Linked DNA regions of Homo sapiens: region 1 is linked to region 2. The links are chromatin loops, found by intact Hi-C in ENCODE. Cell type or tissue: heart left ventricle. All regions are shown on one strand.

Region 1 (8,000 bases), 120 kb after region 2:
TCCTGACCTCAAGTGATCCACCCGCCTTGGCCTCCCAAAGTGCTGGGATTACAGGCATGAGTCACTGCTCCCAGCAGAGACATCAGTTTCTTACCACGTGGGCCTTTCCAGAGAGCACCTCACTACCTGGTGGCTGGTTTTCCTCAGAGCAAGACAGGATGCCCAAGACAGAACTGCCATCTCTTTGAAACCTAATCTCACAAGGGACATCCCATCACTTTTACCATAGATGTTGATATGGCTTGGCTGTGTCCCCACCCAAATCTCAACTTGAATGGTATCTCTCAGAATTCCCCCATGTTGTGGGAGGGACCCGGGGGGAGATAATTGAATCATGGGGGCTGGTCTTTCCCGTGTTATTCTTGTGATAGTGAATAAGTCTCTTGAGATCTGATGGGTTTATCAGGGGTTTCCGCTTTTGCTTCTTCCTCATTTTTCTCTTGCCACCATGACAGAAGTGCCTTTCACCTCCCACCGTGATTCTGAGGCCTCTCCAGCCATATGGAACTGTAAGTCCAATAAAATCCCTTTTTCTTCCCAGTCTCAGGTATGTCATTATCAGCTGCATGAAAACAGACTAATGCAGATGTTATTGCAGCTAGACATGGTTATGTGACTAAATTCTATTCTTCCAGCCATAGTCTATTGCTTAGAAGAAAGTTACTAGATCCAGCCACACTCAAAGCGAGTGGGAATACAAATACAAATACAAATACAAATACAAATACAAATACAAATTTCCCCCCTTCCTCACAAGGGGGAAAATGCTGGAATAAAGGGATTAATGGGGACTTTTGGGGAGTGGAGAAGGGCCTTTTTTTTTTCTTGAGACAGGATCTCACTCTGTAACCCAGGCTGGCATGCAGTGGCATGATCATAGCTTACTGTAGCCTTGAACTCCTGGACTCAAGTGATCCTCCCACCTCAGCCTCCCAAGTATCTGGGACTACAGGTATGCACCACCATGCTCAGCTAATTTTGAAATTTTTGTAGTGACAGGGTTTCACTACGTTGCCCAGGCTTGTCTGGAACTCCTGGGCTCAAGTAATCCTCCTGCCTTGGCCTCCCAAAGTGTGAGCCACTGCATCCAGTGATATTGGGGCCATTTTTGAGGCTACCTACCACAGCTACCTCTCCCAGATGTTCTTGCAGATAGGCATGGCCAAATGTTTTATTTTTTATTTTTTTAGATACAGGGTCTCACTCTGTCACCGAGGCTGGAGTGTAGTGGTGCAATCACAGCTCACTGCAGCCTTAACCTTCTGGGCTCAAGTGTTCCTCCCACCTCAGCCTCCCGAATAGCTGGAATTACAGGCCTGTGCCACCACGCCCGGATAATTTTTATTTTTTTGTAGATGGTATGCCACTATGTTGCCCAGGCTGGTCTTGAACTCGTGGCCTCAAGTGATCTGCCCACCCCATTTCAGTTACTGTATTCAGACCTCTGTTACTCTCAGTTGAACCTAATTGTAAACATTGCAGTATTACTGTCCCCCCTCCATTGTACAGAAGAAAGTCGAAGTTCCAGCCAGGTGCGGTGGCTTGTGCCTGTAATCCTAGCACTTTGGGAGGCTGAGGCGGGTGGATCATTTGAGATCAGAAGTTCGAGACCAGCCTGACTAACATGGCAAAACCCTGTTTCTACTAAAAACACAAAATTTAGCTGGGCCTGGTAGTGCATGCCTGTAGTCCCAGCTACTCTAGAGGCTGAGGCACGAGAATCACTTGAATCCAGGAGGCAGAGGTTGCAGTGAGCCGAGATTGCACCACTGCACTCCAGACTGGGCGACAGAGCAAGACTCCATCTCAAAGAAAAAAAAAAAAAGGAAAAGAAAAGAAAGAAAAGAAAACCGAGGTTCCTAGGTACATAGGACTTACCCAAGGTCAGAAGCAAGTAAGTGGTTGAGGCTGAGCTTGACTTCCAATTTGTTTCACTACAAACCACATCTTTCCTCCAATGCTTCTATTTTATTTTTCTTTTTTGAGACGGCCTCTTCCAATGCTTCTAGAGAGAGATCTATGAGGCGGGGGCAGGGGGGGTGTCAACCAGAGCTCCTGCCTTATCTTTTAGACAATTTTCACTATATGAAGTCAAACGGGAGACAGGAGTGCTATGTGACGGTAGCCTGGCAAAGCAGTCCCTTTGCTAAGGCAGGGAGGTTTTATGACTGGTTTTATTTATCAGGCTGCCTGTCTCTCCTGTGGGGACACTCAGCAAGGGAACATTGTGGACTGGGAAATTGTTGGTTTGGGAAACGTTCCCAATTTCAGCATAAGTGATAGGGAAGGCTGGGCCGAAAGGGCAAAAAGTCGGAAGGACTTTTTGTCTGGGAAGGATCTGGGCTGTGTCTGGGAAGGATCTGGGAAGGATCTGGGCTGTGTCTGAAGCCGGGCAGTGTTGTTGTAGACTGAAGACTTGGCAGGGCAAGGCCAGTAGCAATGCCCTTCTAGAGGAGGGACAGGGAGATTAAAAAGCCCCAACTCACGAGGCCATCTCCTTCTGGAGAAGACCTTAATCAGATCCCCATGGAAGGATGATGGAAGTTGCTTGTTGAGATGGGTCATTCCCTAACCACGGAACTCCAATTCAGTCCCTGGGACCTAACAGACAAGCTCACCTTCCATTGGGGGTGAAACGATGCTTGTCACCTCAACTTCCCTGCAGCCTTTTTCCTGTTTAAAAACTTGCTTCTTTCATTCATTCACCCTAACCTACAGCAGTCCCTTGAGACAGGAACATTAACCTAGTTAATGCACTCACCTGGATGAAAGAAGAGTATCAGCTCACCAATTTGCTGTAAGTTAATGAGCGCCTCTCAAGGATCCAAAAAGGCTTTTGCAGATTAAGCTGGATGTTTCTGTTTCACTCTTTGCACTGGTCTACGATGACTATGCACCAGCAGCCTCTTTTTTCACAGACTGCAGGGTCTTTCCTGTAGCCAAATATTCTCTGTAATCATTTGGGCTTTTATGGTGGCAGGTGTCAGAAATGTAACTCAAACTAGGGTAAGCAAAAGTGAGAGAAGATGTATGGATTTATGGAACAGGAAGGGATGGGGTGGATCTAGCACTGGGCACATATGGAGCCTTCTATAGCTGCTGTCCATATGCTCCCTCAAACTGGGTTGTCCTCCTTCCCTCCTCCTGCAGATGGGTTCCCAGCGTGGACTGGAAGATGGCGGCCAGCAAGCCCACATCCTGTTCTTCCAGCATAGTGGCTATAACAGGCAAGAGGATCTTCCCCATGATTGAGACATCTGGGTCACATGCTCATCCCAGGGCAAGGGAGCTCTCTGATCAACTGGCCTGGGTCCTGTTCCCACCTCCTACAGATGGGAGGGCAGGGTGCTGTGAATGGCAGGCTTCACCAGAATTCATTATTAGAGAAGATCAGCTCAAAGAAATGGGGTGCTTCCAGAAAACAGCGGCTCATTTCTACTTCAGTCCAACATTGCACAGAGGTGGATGAAGGTTTCTCTGTGCATGTTTGCAAAACCAAGTCCCCAGCAGTCGTAGATGGATTTCCCAATGCAGAGCCACTCCTGAATCTGGTGTGGGAATCCTTCCCACCCTTCTTGCCCATCCTGTCTTCTGTCTTCCTGGCCCTCTCCCCTCACTTTCCTGCTTTTGTTTCTTTTTTCTTTTCTTTTCCTTTCCTTTTCGTCTTTCTTTCTTTTCTTTGTCATTCTTTCTTCCTTTTCTTCCTTCCTTCTTTCCTTTCTCCTTCCTTCCTTCTCTTTCTCTCCTTTCTTTCTTCTCTCTCTTTCTTCTTTCTTCCTTTTTTTTTTTTTTTTTTTTTTGAGTCAGGATCTTGCTTTGTCACCCAGGCTGGAGCGCAGTGACACAATCATAGCTAGCCGCAGCCTCAACCTCCTGGGCTCAAGCAGTCCTCCCTCCTCACCCTCCTGGGTAGCTGGGACCATAGGCACACACCACCTGGCTAATTCCTACCGGCTTTTCTGTGGATGAGGATCTTAACCGCTAACTAATAAAGTTCCTGGGACAGACCCTGCTATGCTCCCTCCAGAACATAACCAGGGCTGAGCTTTCTCTGTCGCAGGAGTTCCCTCTCTGGTCCTTGCCTCAGCCCTCTGACAGCTCCCCTCACTGCACTCTGAAGACAGAAGAGCTGCTAGTAAGCTGGGCTGCCAATTCCAGACAACGTTTGACCTTTCAACCTGAGCAGGCTGAGCGGCGGCTGAGTGCAGAGCCACAGCTGGATGTTGACAGTTCTTGGCCACCAAGAGGGAAAGAGAAACGCAGACCCATATTCTGCGGGCGGAAGGGGCAGTCGAATGTGGTCAGTTTGACACCTCCCAGTGCCGGCTGAAGAGACACTGGATGGGTGAGCACCTTACGATTTTGTCTCCAAACTGCTTGGGCCATAAAATAAATCTCCCGCTTGTCAAGGAGTTTGAGCTGCACATCCATGACCCTGCACATCGTGTCTGCTCACAGCAACCTCAGCGTGGCCAGGAGTCCGGGGCAGGAAAATGTGCTGGGGTGACCTGATGACCACCCAGAGGCCTCCAGGCTTGCCTCCACCATGATGGTAGGAAGTTGATCAATATCTTGACCAGTATCTGTGGCTGGGTATTCCTGCTCTCTCCCTGCTGTGGAGGCCAGGACGCTGCTCCTAAGACAGTAGAAGCTTCTGCCTTAGAAGAGGGGTGCCCAACTCCAGGGCTGTGGACCAATAAGCATTCCATGGCCTATTGGGAACCGGCCGCACAGCAGGAGGTGTGCGGCAGGTGAGTGAGCATTACTACCTGAGCCCTGACTCCTGTCAGATCAGTGTGGCATTATATTCCCATAGAAGCACAAACCCTATTGTGGACTGCACGTGCAAGGGATGTAGGTTGGGCACCTCTTACGAGAATCTAACGTCTGATGATCTGAGGTGGAACAGTTTCATCCCGAAACCATCCCCTCCCACCCCCACCCCCCGCCCCCATCCGTGGAAAATTGTCTTCTACAAAACTGGTCCTTGGTGCCAAAAAGATGTGGACTGCTGGCTTAGAGAGAAGCCAAATGAGCCCTCCTAACATACAGAGGCCATTGTATTGTGTTCCAGAATTAGGATGGCCTCAGGAGTCCATCTTGTCCCGTTTCTTTCTACCTTCATCCCTCCTTCCCTCCCTTCTTTCCTTCCTTACTTCCAAGCTGAGGTCTCGCTATGTTGCCCAGTCTGGTCTCCAACTCCTGGCCTCAAGCAATCCTCCCTCTTCACTCAGCCTCCCAAGTAGCTGGTACTACAGACACATGCCACTGTGCTTGGCTAATTTTTTTTTTTTTGAGATGGAGTCTCACTCCGTCACCCAGGCTGGAGTGCAATGGCATGATCTTGGCTTACTGAACCTCCTGAGTTCAAGCGATTTTCCTGCCTCAGCCTACTGAGTAGCTGGGGTTACAGGAGCCTGCCACCACACCCGGCTAATTTTTGTATTTTTAGTAGAGACAGGGTTTCACCCTGTTGGTCAGGCTGGTCTTGAATTCCTGACCTCGTAATCCACCCGCCTTGGCTTCCCAAAGTATTGGGATTACAGGCGTGAGCCACCGTGCCCAGCCATGCTTCGCTAATTTTTAAATTTTTAGTAGAGATGGGGGTCTTGCTACGTTGCTCGGGCTGGTCTCAAACTCCTGGGCTCAAGCAATCTTCCTGCCTTGGCTTCCCAAAGTGCTGGGATTATAGGCGTGAGCCACTGCACCTGGCTTCATTGTCTTCTTTCATGGTGGTGTCCCAAACCCCTGTTATGCTGTCAGCCCGGTATTCTAAAGATGGGTCCCCAGACCCCCTTGGCCACCTTTCTTAGGGGTCCTGTCTGTGATGACCATCACAGTCAAGGCCGTCATTTTCTGTCTAGCCACCCTCACTTCTGCCGCACATGGTGCCCTATTTTCTTAGTCATCTCACTCATTTGAGGCCAAAGGACCTAGTGATGGGGAGTGGGTCCTCAATACTGTGTGTCACCTCCTGGGTCCGTTTGTGTCCAGGTGCTTATTTGAAACCTTCCTTTGCCCTGTGTTTCCACTGGCCCATTTTTGATTTAAGTCATGGATACATTCATAAGTTCTGGTTTTTTGTTTTCTTAAGAGATGGGGTTCTCACTCTGTCACTCAGGCTGGAGTACACTGTCTTGATCATAGCTCACTGCAGCCTCGACCTCCCAGGCTCAAGCAATCTTCCTGCCTTAGTCTCCCAAGTAGCTGAGACTACAGGCATGTGCCACCACACCCAGATAATTTTTGTATTTTTTTGATAGACAGGGTCTTGCCATGTTGTCCAGGCTGGTCCCAAACTCCTAGCCTCAAGTGATCCTCCTGCCTCAGCCTCCCAAAGTGTTGGGACTACAGGTGTGAGCCACTCCACCTGGCCAAGAGTTCTTTTTTAAAAAAATGTTTACCTTTTTTTCTCCCCGTTTTTGGTTCTGGAGTCCAGGGGCAAGAAGAAGAGAGGGGGCAGATCCTTCTAAGTCCCAGTGCAAGCTCTCTTCCCCATGGAGGGGAATTGCTCCCAGAATTGAGCTGCTTCTCAGCACATTGGTCTATTTTTGCAGGAGAGCTGGCTGCCCCATGCCAAGGTTTCTTACCGCAAATAGAACTCCTGGAAGGGCCCACTGGTTTCCTCTGGGCGTTCAGACATCTCTTCACATTTCCTTTGGCTTTCCTGCCGTATCCCCAAAAGGAGATATTTAGAGGCTCTTCTGTTGTATTGCCATTGCAGGTACTTTCTGAGGCTCTCCAGAGGGACTCCTCCTGGGTGGCAGTAAGCCCAGCCTCATTCCTCAGCTCTGGCTCCTGGCACGCCTCTCTGACACACCCAGGAAGCTGAGCTGGAGGCCCCTGGGGTAGCCAGAAGGCCCATCTGAATTCCACATGGTGGGCTCATCCCCCTGAAACAGTAGAACAGACAAACCACCAGTGCCCACTGTCAGCATCCCTGTCCCTCAGACTCCCTGGACTTTTAAGTGCCTCTGGACCCCACCTCTCATTCGGGACAGAATTTGGGAGTTGGGTGTGTGTCACCCTAAGAGCCATGGGCACAGTGATACGCAACCAAGACCCCTACAATGGGATGTCTACAAATCTCAGCGCTCACGGCACAATTCCTAAGAGTCAAATTACAACAGGTTGGGGAAAAAAGACAAGACCACCTCACCAGCTTGATGGGGACTGTCAACCAGGCAAGAGCCACGTGTGCCCAAGACTGGCTTTGATGTGTCAGGGTCCAAGGTTAGGAGGGGCAGGGGAAAGCCATGCCTCACAGCACTCAATACAGAGCTTCAGAAGATTCCAGAACACCACCACACCCAATCATTTGCAGGGCTCCCACCTTACGTAAGTGTCTCAACTCTCTCTCTCAGTCTGTGTGGCCGTTAAAACTCCGTCTCTGGCAGAGAGACTGGGTTTGAGTTTCAGTTCTGCCACTTACTAGCTGTGGGACCTTGGGTTGTTTCTAAACTGCTCTGAGGGCTGCGTGTGGCGGCTCATGCCTGTAATCCCAGCACTTCGGGAGGCTGAGGTGGGCAGATCACAAGGTCAGGAGTTTGAGACCAGCCTGGCTAACACTGTGAAACCCTGTCTCTACTAAAAATACAAAATTTAGCCAGGGGTGGTGGTGGGCACCTGTAATCCCAGCTACTTGGGAGGCTGAGGCAGGAGAACTGCTTGAACCCAGGAGGCAGAGATTGCAGTGAACCAAGATCGCACCACTGTATTCCAGCCTGGGCAACAGAGCGAGACTCCATCTTGGAAAAAAAATAAAATAAAATAAATAAACTGCTCTAAGCCTTCATTTCCCCTCCCGAGGGAACAACAGGGATATTAATAATAACGTGCCTAGCCCATCATAGGCCTCGGTATGAAGAACAACGGTTTGTGAGGGCTAGTCTCCTCAACATGAGGGACAGAGGGACATTTTCCATGTGGTCAAATCATCTGAACTAAAGACACTATTGAGTTAAGAGGCACCAACTCATCATATGAACGAGAGATGGAAG
Region 2 (8,000 bases):
AGTGCAGTGGCGTGATCATAGCTCACTGCAATCTCAAACTCCTGGGTTCAAGTGATCCTCCAGCCTCAGCCTCACAAGTAGCTCGGACTACAGGTGCCCACCTGCACACCGGGCTTGCTTGCTTTCCTCTTTTCTTTCCTTTCCTTTTCTTTCTTTCTCTCTCTCTCCTTCCTTCCTTCCCTCCTACCTTCCCTCCTTCCTTCCTTCCTTCCCTCCTACCTTCCCTCCTTCCTTCCCTCCTTCCTTCCCTCCTTCCTTCCCTTCCTTCCCTCCTTCCCTCCTACCTTCCCTCCTTCCTTTCCTTCCTTTCTTTTTCCTTCCTTCTTTCTTTTCCTTTTTTCTTTTCCTTCCTTCCCTCCTACCTTCCCTCCTTCCTTCCTTTCCTTCCTTTCTTTCTCTCTTTCTTTCCTTCCTTCTTTCTTTTTCTTTTTTCTTTTCCTACCTTCCCTCCCTCCCTCCCTCCCCTCCTCTCTCTCTCTTTCTTTCTCTCTTTCAACATAGGGGTCTCACCATGTTTCCCAGGCTGATCTTGAGCTCTTGGCCTCAAGTGGTCCTCCTTCCACCAATGCCTGAAGTTCCACCATCATGGGCGTGAGCCACTGCATCAGGCCTAGATTCGTTTCTTAACGTTCTCTCCAGAAGGTATCATAGGGTGGGCACAGCCTCCTTCTGATGGGGTTGAATGAGAAAGTCAGCCATCACACCACTTCAAACGGTGTCCCAAACTGGGCGCAGCGGCTCACGCCTGTAATCCCAGCACTTTGAGAGGCCGAGGCGGGCAGATCACTTGAGGTCAGGAGTTTAAGACCAACCTCACCAACATGGCGAAACCCCGTCTCTACTAAAAATACCAAAAAAAATTAGCCGGGCGTGGTGGCGCACGCCTCTAATCCCAGCTACTTGGGAGGCTGAGGCAGGAGAATTGCTTGAACCCAGGAGGCAGAGGTTGCAGTGAGCTGAGTTCGTGCCACTGCACTCCAGCCTGGGCAACAAGAGCGAAACTCAAAAATAAATAAATAAATAAATAAATAAATAAATAAATAAATAAATAACCACCAAAAAAACAAACTGTTCCAAGGATCCCTCTGGAAGCACCTATATTCCGCCATTGTCCCATGGCTAGCATCACCGTATGGCTATGGACTTGTGTGTCTGTTTTTAACAAGCCTACATTTGTTCAATCCAAGCATTTAAAACCTATTGTACAGGCCGGGTGCGGTGGCTCACGCCTGTAATCCCAGCACTTTGGGAGGCCGAGGCGGGTGGATCACAAGGTCAGGAGATTGAGACCATCCTGGCTAATACAGTGAAACCCCGTCTCCTGTAATCCCAGCATTTTGGGAGGCCGAGGCAGGCGGATAACGAGGTCAGGAGATCGAGACCATCCTGTAATACAGTGAAACCCCGTCTCCACTAAAAAATACAAAAAAATTAGCCGGGCGTGGTGGCAGGCGCCTGTAGTCCCAGCTACTTTGGAGGCTGAGGCAGGAGAATGGCGTGAACCCAGGAGGCGGAGCTTGTAGTGAGCCGAGATTGTGCCACTGCACTCCAGCCTGGGCGACAGTGAGACTCCGTCTCAAAATAATAAATAAATAAGTAAATAAAATAAAAATAAAACCAATTGTACAATACATTCTGTATGTTTGCTTGGGAAGTTTCTCATTGTGGGTATTTTGGGAGGCTCAGGAGGTGGCAGTAACTGGGCGCTGGTACCCTCCTGTCCTCCTTCCCCAGGCCCCAAGGAAAGCGCCCACAGGCGGGCAGGGCAAAGCCTGCGCCCACCCTCTCTGTGCGGGCCTGGGAGCCCAGAGTCCAAGACTTTCCCAGAGGCTGAGCACGGCTGCGGCCCTCCAGGGCTCCTTCTGCCTGGCGTGGCCGCTCCCTAGTTCTGGCTGGGGCCTTGGCATCGCCCTGGGGCTAGAAACCTGGATGCAGGTGGGGCTCCTTCCTGGGAGAAGGCCAGGGTGGGCCTCTGGGGCTTCCGGACCAAGAGCGGGCTGTTTTCCGGAGTCTGGCGGCGCTTCCACTGCTGAACTGGATTTCAGGCCGCCACTCGCTTGAGTCACGGGGAAGCCAAGCCAGGCCTGGCAAGGGCAGGCCTCAGAAGGATCCAGGGGGCACCTCTGAAGGGGATTTCAATTGCAAGATAAAGGTCGGGCCCTGGCTGCCTTTGGTGGCCTGGTTTTTCCTTCTGCACCTGATCCAGGTGTCCCAGAGCCCAGGCAGGGCCTGAACTGGAGAGATGAGGTGAGCTTCCAAAATCTTGTGGCTCAGGGCACAGATGTGGGTGGGGGCAGCACCTGGAGGCCCCCAAGGCAGCACTGCTGCAGCTATTTTAGTTCCCCAGAGGGGCCGGGCCTTTGCACATGCGGTGCCTGCTGCCCCGACTCGATCCCTCCCACCAGCCCTGTGTATTCTTTTTTTGAGACAGAGTCTCGCTCTGTTGCCTGGGCCGGAGTGCAATGGTGCGATCTCGGCTCACTGCAACCTCTTACCTTCTGGGTTCAAGCGATTCTCCCACCTCAGTTTCTGGCGTAGCTGGGATTACAGGCACGCGCCACCACGCCTGGCTAATTTTTGTATTTTTAGTAGAGACGGGGTTTCACCATGTTGGCCAGGCTGGTCTCCAACTCCTGACCTCAGGTGATCCTTGGCCTCCCAAAGTGCTGGGATCACAGGCGTGAGCCACTGTGCCCGGCCCCAGTGTTTTCCTTTTTCACAGTTTCAGCTCAGACATCCCATCCTCCAGGTGACAGCACCAAGCTCACCAATCACTGTTGCCATGTACTCCTACAGGTTGTCTGTCTCAGGCAATCCCGCTAAAAGTCCTATAAGGCAGGCCTTGTGACTCCTACTTTACCAAGGAGGAAACAGAGGCCCAGAGAGGCGAAGCAGTGCCCGGGGTCCCCCGAGCTGGCGACACGCAGCAGGGGGAGACACAGCCGCTCTCTTTCAATGCAGCTTGCAAGAAGAGCCGGTGAGGATACTGCAGGCTGGATGGAGACAACCCCTGCAGGAAGGGCCAGGGTAGGACACCCCCAGCCCAGCCTCGCTCTGTCGCGGTGCCCTGGACCATAACGGCAGCGAAGTGCTCACCTGTTGACTCAAGTCTTTCCCTGAGACGTCTAGTTCCTCAAGGGCAGGGACCTGTGCTGTTTACCACCTTAGCTCTGGGGGCTCTAGCAGCAGCTCTGTGCCTGGCACACAGAGGGCCAGCAGGTGTTAGTTCCATGAACAACTGACCTCTAAGCTTCAGTCTTTTGTTTTATTTTTTATTTTTATTTTTGAGACAGAGTCTCACTTTGTCGCCCAGGCTGGAGTGCAGTGGCACAATCTTGGCTCACTGCAGCCTTCGCCTCCCGGGATCAAGCCACTCTCCTGCCTCAGCTTCCCAAGTAGCTGGGACCACAGGTGCTCACCACCACACCCCATTAACTTTTTTGTATTTTTAGTAGAGACGGGGTTTCACCACGTTGTCCAGGCTGGTCTCAAACTTCTGACCTCAAATGATCCACCCGCCTCAGCCTCCCACAGTGCTGGGATTACAGGCATGAGCCACGGTGCCTGGCCTAGCCTCAGTCTTTCGATCTGGAAAATGGGTAAGTTCAGTAAGTTACTATTCTTCATGTGCTTAGGTCTCGGGGTGGGGGGGAATGGGGACTGTTATTATCAGTGATCAGCTGTTGCCTTTTGTGCTACATTTCCTCTCCAAGTTGCTATTGGAAAAACCATCCCAAGGTCCCCCGTGCCCCACCGACCCCGGGTCCAGAGTGAACACAGCCTTCCTTGCCTCCCCTAGAGCAAGGAAGAAATCCCTCCAGATTTCTGGAATTAAGGCCCAATGAGGAAAAGGGGACATGAGCAAGTCCTGTGCGTCGGCTGCAAGATAAGAAAGATGACCCATAATCCCAGCACTTTGGGAGGCCGAGGCGGGTGGATCACCTGAGGTCGGGGGTTTGAGACCAGCCTGGCCAACATGGTGAAACCCCATCTCTACTAAAAATACACAAATTAGCTGGGCATGGTGGCGCATGCCTGTAATCCCAGTTACTCTGGAGGCTGAGGCAGGAGAATCGCCTACACCTGGGAGATAGAGGTTGCAGTGAGCCGAGATCGCGCCACTGCCCTCCAGTCTGGGCAAGAGGAGTGAAACTCTGTCTCAAACAAAAAAAAAAAAAAGAAAAAGAAAGAAAGAGGATGGAGAGGGCAGGGACACCACAGGCAGAAGGAGAGGAGGCCAGCTCGCTCCCCTTGGCTGGGGTCCCTGGGACCTCCTCTGTGGCATCAGGACTGCCCGCTAAGTTGGGTGGTGTGTTTTATGAGCGTGACCTGTGTTGGCCAACAGAGGACAGCAAAATACATTTTTTATGATCCTGGGAGGTTCAGGCCAGTCACGTTTTCGCGCAGAGAGGCTGGGCGGTGGAGAGGGACAAGTCATGTCTCAGTTATGTGGATTCTCTTTGCGAAAGAGGGGCCACTTCTGCAATGGATTTGGGGGTCCCTGGGCAGGGGTGTGGGGGTGGGGGAAGATTTTAGGAAGGGGATGAGCTGCTGGGGGGGGGCATCTCCCTTACTGCGGGAAATGAAAAGTATTACAGCTATGGCTGGTGAGAGTGTCAGCACCAGAGGCCAGATCTTTGCCAGGTGGAGGGGACACCCTTGTGCCCTACCCCCAAGTTCCAGCACCTCTCCAAGAGCCCTTAGCCCCGGAAGCAGCAACAAAGTGACATTGGACTGGGGAGGAGGAAGCACAACTTTATTTTCTGGCCCGAAGCTGGGTTGGTATTTGGGGGAGTTCTTGGGAACACAGTGTGTCTGTGCAATTTCAACCCTGGGGGATCCAGGGGACTCCAGCCATTCCAGAGGAGGTGAGAGACCGTCATGGGGTGGGTGTAAGAGGCTTGGGGAACCTGCCTGATGCTGCTCCTACTTTTACTGTTTGTTCACGGGGGTTGTGTGTGTTTGTGCGGCGGGGGAAGCGGGGGGTGCTGAAAATTGGGGGAAGGGCCAAAAGCGCCAGCTGGCATTGGCACTGGGTGTTCCCGAAAGAGGGGGACAGACCGGGTCTGAATCTTCAGTGGATGCGCCCCTAGCTCCCGGATACCTCAAGCGCCTTTGGAGGACTCCAGCACGCCCCTCGGGAGGGAAGCCCGGCCTCGGTTCCGTCTGTGGGCTGCGGTGGTACTGGAAGTGGGGACTCTTTCCCCCTCCTCCGTGCCCCCTGTTTGAAGCACCCCGGGCTCTGCCCCCCGCCCCCAGGGTCGAGGCTGACGTCGCCGCCGCATTTCTAGGAATGCCCCTATCCGCTGACTATATTTGGCGAGCGTTTCTAGGAAGGCGCCCCCCCACCCCGGCCCCCGCCCCCACCCCCACCCCCACCCCCACCCCCACCCCCACCCGGGCGGGCGCGCTAGGCTTCCAGGCTCTCGCCCTCTCTGCCTGGCCGGGGAGGAGCCGCCCCGCCGCCTGGGCCGCTGCCGCCGCCGCCTCCCCAGCGCGGCCAACCCCGGGCCGGCCCAGCCCCCGCCCCGGGCCGGCCATAGGGCGCTGGGGGGTTGGGGGGGGCGGGGGCGCGGCTTTGTGGCGGCAGCGGACCGTGGAGGCCGGGTGCAGCCCCGTCGGCTGCGCGCTCTCTGCAGAAAAGGATTTTCTACGCTCCCCGCCCATCACTTGGATCTCGTCTGGGGAGGGGCGGATTTTTTTTCTGGAAGTACCCTTCTTCTCCACGGTGGAGGATTTAAGGCTGGGCTCCAATCGAGGCGGAGGCTGCAGGGCCCGCGGGGCGCCCCCCGCCCGGCGCACGCCTGCCCGGAGCCCGGGAAGGCGCAGCCCTGGGTGGGGGGGCCCGTGCACCCCCGGAGGCGGCAGCGGCGGTGAGTGCTCCCCTTCTTCCCGCCTGGCACCTTCCGCCAGCCAAGGCAGGGATCGCGGCAGGTGGGTGCCCAAGCCCCCAGGGCCGAAGGGGTGTGGGGCGGCTGTCTGCGGGGTGGATGGGAACGGGAGAGGGGAGGTGGCGGCGGGGGAGCGCGCGGTTCTCTCGGGACTCGGCGCGAGACGCTTGTCTGGGCTGCGATTGCCGCCGCTGCCGCCACCCCGGCTCCCCCTCGGACCCCTCCCCCGCTCCCCAGAGGGGCGTGTGAAGCCGGGAGGTAGGAAGGGGGCGAGGCCGCCCCCAGCCTCCCTAGTGCCTGGGCTTGGAAATTGACGAGGCGGTGGAGCGTCCGCGTCCCCGCCCCCACCCCGGAAAGCCCGCTCGGGAAACTGACTCGCTGCGTGACCCCGATCTCAATGCCGCGCGCGGAGCAGGCCGGCCGCGCCCGCCGCTCCACGTGCGCCCGAGCCCCGCTGGCATGGGCGGCGGCGCCTGCGGGGGCCGGGCCCCGGGGATCCCGGACTAGCCGGGAACCACCGTCCCCAGAGAGTTACCGCCGCCCCCTAAAGTTGTCAGCTCCCTCCCCCCGAGAAGCAGGCAGCCCTGGCGCGTTGGCTTTAGCTTCTGCAGGACGGGGGCAAAAAAACTAGGTTCCGGGGTGCGGAGCGGGGTGTCTGTGCCCGAGACAACACCAAGTTAGGAAAAAGAAGTTAGAAAAAAAAAGAAAAAGGCATTTTGATTTGGGGGTGGGGGGAGTGGCGTTTCTGGTTTCTCTTTGCTTCCAATCCCCACCAAGCGGAGCGTTGGAATGCGCCGCTTATGTCCTCTGAGGACACATCCATATTTATAATTTATTTTTAGGAGAAGTTGTGAAAAAGGGAGGGGGGTTAAAATGAGGAGAAAAGGTGCGTGGGGGAGTGGCCTTTCCAGAACCTAGAGGCTAATTAAGCTATTAAAATGGAAATCATTTCCCCCAACTTGGGCGCGCAGCAAATTTGACTTTAATGAGAGACGATTAAGGACACAAATAACCAAACTTTATTTAGCTGGAGATGGGGTGGGGGGAACTGTACGAGGCACCTCGGACACCCGATTTATCCGCTGCTAAGGGACGTTTGGGGCACCCCTCGTGTTGTCCGGGAAGCTTTTAGGCCTGTTTGCTGGGCGAGATTGGTGATTGCTCCGGGAGGGAAGAGACACCCCGGGATCAAGCGATCCTCTTGCCCTCAGCCATGGTGTGGCAAATGTCCCCTCCTCCCACAGCGACCCCCTGGCATTTTGGTGAGATGAACCGCCGCCCTGAGGGAACACCCAGTAACGATTCCTTCAGTGATCCCGGTTCTCCAAACTCTTGCCTCAAAGGCGGCCTGCCCCGGTGCTGTCAGCCGTGAATGGGGACTCACTTCTTGGGAAAAGAGGCTTTTGGAGGCTGTGGTCTCAGAATCGGGGTTTTGAGGGCGAGATGAGTTTATGTTTTATCCAACTGGCCCTCAAAGTCCCGCTTTTGGGGTCATTCTGGACAGCGAGGGACTCAGGCCCCGGCAGTCTCGGGAGGGTGAGGGCAGAGAGCTACCACCCCCAGGGAGCGCGTCCAAAACCCGGCTGGCGGGGGGGCGGGGAAAGAGGGGGAGGTTTGCTACTTTCCATAAAACTAAAAGGTCCCTTCGAGGGCGGTATTCTTATAAGTGTGTGTTCTCAGTTTGCCGAACCTACTGTGTTTTCCAAGGGCTTCTCTCCTTGGGAGGCCGAAAAACGATACAAGGAGGAGAAAGTACATTCCCCCTGACCACCCCCACAGTGGTTTAAGGGACAGTATTGGATTGGAAAGGAATTAGTAGGATGTCAATTGTGGCAAAGTGTTTGAAGCCCCCAAATAAGGCGCTCCTGAAATGATGAATTGTAACGACATTAGATTTGTCTTTACGTTTGCTAAATTAGGAGAAACCAGCTGTTTGCTTCCACCTGGAATTGCAACATTTCTTTGCAACTCTTTGCTGTTGAAGGCGTTCTTTTTGTTCTGTTTTGTTTTGTTTGTTTGTTTGTTTGTTTTTTGGGGACAGAATCTCGCTCTGTCCAGGCTCTGACCAGGCTGGAGTGCAGTGGCGCGATCTTGGCTCACTGCAACCTC

Evidence for each region. Peaks named below come from ENCODE experiments on the same cell type or tissue, not always from the same donor. Only the 100,000 strongest peaks of a DNase experiment are listed, where the experiment ranks them.
Region 1: it touches region 2 in a loop (2.9-fold over the local background); 14 of 110 quality-filtered maps call a loop at or near these places.

The regions. Positions count from the first base shown.
Region 1 is chr16:14,416,756-14,424,755 of GRCh38, forward strand. LINC03107 (long intergenic non-protein coding RNA 3107) reads right to left here. Exons shown (of 2, transcript XR_007065002.1): 1 at 1,879-8,000. Among named protein-coding and RNA genes, the nearest start is that of LINC03107, 8.0 kb to the right of the region's middle. RefSeq lists a silencer at 4,037-4,331. In heart left ventricle, no CTCF peak of the experiment used is centred here; a DNase peak (open chromatin) is centred at 4,210; H3K27ac peaks cover 1,254 bases.
Region 2 is chr16:14,296,664-14,304,663 of GRCh38, forward strand. It overlaps MIR193BHG (MIR193b-365a host gene), which reads left to right and starts at 4,718. Exons shown (of 2, transcript NR_170633.1): 1 at 4,718-4,868. It overlaps MIR193B (microRNA 193b), which reads left to right and starts at 7,304; the gene lies at 7,304-7,386. RefSeq lists silencers at 5,362-5,851, 6,136-6,296, 6,202-6,441, 7,395-7,444. In heart left ventricle, a CTCF peak has its summit at 4,339 (motif pointing right); DNase peaks (open chromatin) are centred at 4,388, 5,508, 5,968 and 7,248; H3K4me3 peaks cover 3,464 bases; H3K27ac peaks cover 3,147 bases.